2 separate regions of the Homo sapiens genome follow, and region 2 is linked to region 1. Evidence: chromatin contacts called from ENCODE Hi-C or POLR2A ChIA-PET data. All regions are on one chromosome and are shown on one strand. Each heading gives the region's core, a stretch centred on a gene start or an enhancer-like site at or near the end of the contact. The rest is flanking DNA. Distances are from core to core; before and after follow the strand shown. Region 1 has its middle 32 kb from the start of ERRFI1. Region 2 overlaps RERE (arginine-glutamic acid dipeptide repeats).

Region 1 (2,906 bases), core at 155-2,654:
ACTCAGGAGGCTAAGACAGGAGAATCGCTTGAACCCGGGAGGCGGAGGTTGCAGTGAGCCGAGATCACGCAATTGCACTCCAGCCTGGGCAACAAGAGCAAAACTCCATCTCAAAATAAATAAATAAATAAAAACAAAATAAAATACATAGGATCCTATTGAGTATATTGTTTTGCAAATTGAATTTTTTGAAACAGTATGTCTTAGAAATCTGCTCATGTTCAAGTCCACTTTGTTTATGTAATGGTTGAACAGAATGTTATAGTATAACCACACTGTAATTTAACCTTTTTTTTTTTTTTTTTGAGACTGAGTCTTGTTCTGTCACCTAGGCTGGAGAATAATGGTGCGATTAAGACTCACTGCAGCCTCCACCTCCTGGGCTCAAGCCATTCTTTCACCTCAGCTGCCCGCCCCTTCACCCCCAGTAGCTGGAACTACAGGTACCTGGCACTGCAGGCACATGCCACCACACCCAGCTAATTTTTTTGTATTTTTTTGTAGAGATGGGGTCTCACTATGTTGTCCAGGCTGGTCTCAAACTCCTGGGCATTCCTCTATTAATGGATTTCCCCCATTAAATTTTTTTATTGCAGTAAAATACATACAACATGAAATGTACCATCCTAACCATTTTAAGTATACGGTTCGGTGGTATTAGATACATTCATCCCGTTGTGCAAGCATCAGCACCATCCATCTCCCGAACTCTTTTTCATCTTGTAAAACTGAGACTCTGTATCCAGTAAACACTAACTTTCCTTCCCCCTACCCCTAGCCCCTGGCAACCACCATTCCACCTTCTCTCTCTGTGAATGAGAGTACCCTCAGTACCTCCTCTCCGTGGAATCACATAGTATTTGTCTTTCTGTGACTGGCTTATTTTACTTAGCAAATCATCCTCAACGTCCATGTTGTGGCATGTGTTAGAATTTCCTTCCTTTTTTTTTTGAGACCGAGTCTCGCTCTGTTGCCCAGGCTAGAGTGCGGTGGTGTGATCTTGGCTCACCGCAACCTCCGCCTCCCAGGTTCAAGCGATTCTCCTGCCTCAGCTCCCAAGTAGCTGGGATCACAGGCGCGCGCAACCACACCAGGCTGATTTTTGTATTTTTTGTACAGACGGGGTTTCGCTGTGTTCTTCAGGCTGGCCTCAAACTCCTGACATCAAATGATCCGCCCGCCTTGGCCTCTGAAAGTGCTGGGATTACAGGCGTGAGCCACTGCCCCTAGCCCATAATTTCCTTCCTTTTTAAGGCTGAATAAAATTTAAGTGTATGTATGTTCCACATTTTGCTTATCCTTTCATCCCTTTATAGATTCTTGGGTTACTTCCACCTCTTAGCTATTGTGAATAATGCTGCTGTTAACATGGTGTCCACAGCTCTTCCGGACCCTGCTTTCGATTCTTTGGGGTATACACGCAGAAGTGGAATTGCTGAATCATATGGTCATTCTCATTGTGGTTTTGGTTTGCATTTTCCTAATGACTAATGATGTGGAGCATCTTTTCATCTGCTTATTGGCCATTTGTACATCTTAGATATGTCTATTCAAGTGCTTTGCCCATTAAATTTTTTTTTCCAGGGGCCATGCTAATAATCTGTGTTGTTCCATTTTTAGTATATGTGCTACTGAAGTGTGCACTTTGCCCAGTTTTGAATCGGGTTTTTGTTGTTGCTGCTGATATGATTTGTTTTTTTTTTTTTTTGAAACAGAGTCTCACTCTGTCTCCCAGACTGGAGTGCAATGGCGCGATCTCAGCTCACTGTAACCTCCACCTCCCGAGTTCAAGCGATTATCCCACCTCAGCCTCCCATGTAACTGGGATTACAGGCATGTGCCACCATGCCTGGCTAATTCTTTTGTATTTTTAATAGAGATGGGGTTTCATCATGTTGACCAGGCTGGTCTTGAATTCCTGGCCTCAAGTGATCCACTTGCCTCAGCCACCCAAAGTGCTGGGATTACAGGCGTGAGCCACTATGGTTGACCCACGCATAAGCCAACTTTAATGTTTTTCAATAAAGTTTTGTAATTTCCCCATTAAGCGTTTACACATCTTTTGGATTTATTGTTGGTATTATTAGGTCTGTCTTTTTTTCTTTCTTCTTTCTCTCTTCTCTTTCTTTCTCTTTTCTTTCTTTTTCTTTCTTTCTCTCTCCCTTTCTTTCTTTTTCTCTCTTTCCTTTTCTTTCTCTCTCTCCCTTTCCTTTCCTTTTCTTTTTCTCTTTTTTTCCTTTTCCTTCTTTCTCTTTCTTTCTTTCTCTTTCTCTCTCTCTCTTTCTTTCTCTTTCTCTCTCTCTCTTTCTTCCTTTCTCTTTCTCTCTCTCTCCTTCCTTCCCTCCCTCCCTCCCTCCTTCCTTCTTTCCTTCTTTCTCCTTTTTCTTTCTTTCCTCCCTCCCTCCCTCCCTTCCCTCCTTCCTTCCTTTCTTTTTCATTGTTAATTCCTTTTTTAAATTGTTTTCTGATTGTTGCTGGTATATAGAAATACAGATACTTTTATTTACTTATTTACTTTTTTAAGAGACAGGGTCTTCCTCTGTCACGCAGGCTGGAGTACACTGGTGTGATCAAATTTATGACCTGCTTTTAGGCAAAAAGGGGGAGGGCAGAGAACTCTTTCTGGATCTGTTGATTCTCAATTGCCTTCAGCTCAAAATAATCTTTATGTCAAAGTCGCATATTCTGTGGTGGCCTGTCCGGATCCCCTTCAAGTCTCTCTGACCTTTCTTCTGCCCTCCAGCCTGGGTGACAGAGCTAGAGTCTGTCTCAAATAATAATAATAATACAATAAATAAATAAATAAATAAATAAATAAATAAAGTACGCTTTCCATTCTTGGTTTGCTAAGAGTTTTTGTCATGAGTAGATGTTGAAATTTATTGAATGGTTTTCCATCATCAGTG
Region 2 (2,721 bases), core at 95-2,594, 650 kb after region 1:
CCCTCTGTGTAACTGATTCAGATTTGTGGTCAAGATGAAACCTAAGGAAGTTTATGCACAACACTGAAACATCTAAGAGAATTTTTTAGGGCTGTTTCACTTGTAAGTCTAATTAACTTATAAGAAGAGTTAAGTACTTGAGGTTTGTGTTAATAGACTTTTTAAAAATAGAAACCAAATATTAAATTAGTAAAGGCAAGCTTAAATGTTGAAGATATTAACGAGTTTATAAACAAGACTAATTTGTAATTCAAAATCCCTTAAAAGTGATTAAAATGTTTAATTTATAAATGAGATTTATAAGCTGAATTTTTTAAAAAGTGTAACAGTGTCCTTCAATTTGCAACTTTAACAAATTGAATATCAATTTTTTTAAACCTAGGTAAACCTTCTGGACAGTCATTTCTGCATATAAATATCAATCTTAAGGACTCTTCCCAAAAAGTCCTCCCATCAACTGCTCTGTGCACATGTCTCCTACTCAACTGCTAAAGGAAGAACAGCTGAGACAATGCTACCCAAGAGAGGCACCTAGGGCTAAGCACTCACATCTAGCAGCTAACTCTGCCTGCGCTAATAGGTATCTAGGGAATGAGTAAGTGCCTAGAATGTGCTAGACACTTTTCCAAGTACCTGGGATACATCGGGGAAAAAGATCCCTGTCCTGCTGGAACCAACCAGCATGGAAAAAGACACACAACAGAAATGGAAATGGAAGATGCCATGGGTGTGAGTGACTGTGAAAGGTGGGGGGATCCAAGAATTGAAAATCCTAGTGGGCTCAAACAATTTCTGGATCAATTGGCCCCAGGAAGGTGGAAAGTTAAGAGGTAGAAGAGTGGAATCCATGAGTAGGTCATCACCAGGCTGCATTCCTGAATCTGATCATTAATTGCTCATAAAAATACCTTCAAAGATTGACCTTTCAACATGTTTTTGCTCATTATTGAGCCCAATTTTTAAACAGCCACCTAAAGAACATTTCTGTTTCCTCTGGAACACAGTTTTTGAACACACTGTGGTTCACTGCTTCTTATGTAGATATTTCTGCTATAACACAATATATGTTACTGGGAAGACCACATATTCAGCAAAAATGTTCACTAAAAATGAAAGGACTTACGTAAAATACAGGGTAAAAAGCAGACTACTCAAACCCTATGCAACTCTGAAATCAGATGGCTATTTTGTTAAAAATCAATACTTAAGAAATAAGAAACCCAGGCAGTTACCCAAGAGTGGCTGCACGCTGCCAAAGGTGATACTGAGAATACATGAAAACAACAGATGCTGGCTTGAAGGCACCAAAACAATGCAGTAATCTGGGGGTTTTTGTGAAGGTGAGCACAGCAGACAGGGCAACCTGCCACAGAGCATAATGTTAGCGTGTGCCTCTCTGGGGAGGGAACCCCAGGGGACAGGTGTTCATTTTTCATTTCATTTTCAATAGAAATGAGAAAGCTCCTGCTGATGCAACAGCCAGAGTGAAAGTTTAAATTCTCACCTATTTTTTTCCTTTCCTGCTAAAATACAATCCCACATTATACCATTAAAGTATATATTATAATTCTATTCCATCTGGTCACACTCCTCTTGCCTAGCAAAAGTTGCACATGAACCAGCATAAAGTGCACATTCTATTGACCTCACTGTTCTATTTACTTACCTATCACACACAAAGCAAAACAAACTATTGCTAAATATCCATATGCAATAACAAGGTCTCATGGCCAGCCCACATCTATTTCCCCTACCAAACTGCTTCCCAAGCTCATTGTGGGGAATAACTTTAGCCCCATCATGTGCAGGCTTGGGAAAGCAATCAATCCAGGTTTCTGTCTTTTTTTATACAAGACATGTGCATGCAATTCAAGGTAGACATACTATATTTACTCTTTTGGAACTGTGAATCTTGAGCTGAGTGACAGCAAGGACAGGAAGATCCTGAAGGGCCCTATTCCAGTTATAGCATGTGGTTGGAACGGTCAGTAGTTCCCGCCAACCAAGTACCTGAACGCTCTCGTTCCAAGTAGGTTTTGGAGGCTTTTTTCCAGCTTCCCAACCATTATGGGGGAAGCCTGTAATTATGTGAGCCACTCTAACAACACATTGCCCTTTGTGTTATGTGATCAATGTACACCACCTTGCATCAAAAAACTTTTCATGCATACAACATGCTTGCTTTTTATTAGATCATAGAAAAATGTGTATTTCTCTTTCAGTTACTTAGGGTTCAAAATCCAGTAATCACCATTAGCCTATGTATTCTTGAACAATTTACTACTCACCTTCTCAGCTTACTTCCCATAGTTTCCTTATGGACTATGTTGCCCAGGCTAGCCTCAAACTTCTGGGCTCAAGTGATCCTGCCAACTCAGTCTCCTGAGGAGCTGGGACTACAGATGCTCACCACTGTGCCTGACTAGACATACAATTTTTGGCAACAGGAGAGCTATAAATAATTTTAGGAGTAAAAGGAGAAAAGAGAAAAAGAGCAAAGTAATTATATCACTTGCATTTTCGAAGAAATCAGTCTATCTCTTCTTTTTTCTTCCACACAGGTTATTTGTTTTTTGTATTCTCTTCAGGGTTTTATGCAAATGTCCGTTCATTCTTGGCTTTAACCAGTTCTCACAGGCCCATACCATTTTACAAACCAGCTGTGTGACTTTGGCCTCCATGTCTTTGTTTCCTCATCTGTACAGCAGGGAAACAATGTCT

What was found. A loop is a pair of places that touch in the nucleus more often than their neighbours do. ChIA-PET counts read pairs that join two places held with the same protein, here RNA polymerase II (POLR2A). Pooled maps may share reads with other maps.
Region 2: a loop to region 1 is called in a pooled map, with 3 times the contacts of the local background. The contact joins two enhancer-like sites. A Hi-C loop is called at or near these places in 2 of 50 pooled maps. POLR2A ChIA-PET finds 5 or more read pairs at or near these places in 2 of 52 experiments (Caco-2 and GM12878).

The regions. Positions count from the first base shown.
Region 1 is chr1:7,992,832-7,995,737 of GRCh38, forward strand. No RefSeq gene overlaps it. Among named protein-coding and RNA genes, the nearest start is that of ERRFI1, 32 kb to the right of the region's middle. Within about 2 kb of position 1,405, at least 3 of the 41 ENCODE cell types and tissues checked have a DNase peak (open chromatin) inside an H3K27ac peak, as active enhancers do; they include GM12878, where a contact is called at or near this core.
Region 2 is chr1:8,642,372-8,645,092 of GRCh38, forward strand. The region is part of intron 2 of RERE (arginine-glutamic acid dipeptide repeats); the gene reads right to left. Among named protein-coding and RNA genes, the nearest start is that of SNORD128, 150 kb to the left of the region's middle. RefSeq lists a silencer at 1,278-1,407. Within about 2 kb of position 1,345, at least 5 of the 41 ENCODE cell types and tissues checked have a DNase peak (open chromatin) inside an H3K27ac peak, as active enhancers do; they include GM12878, where a contact is called at or near this core.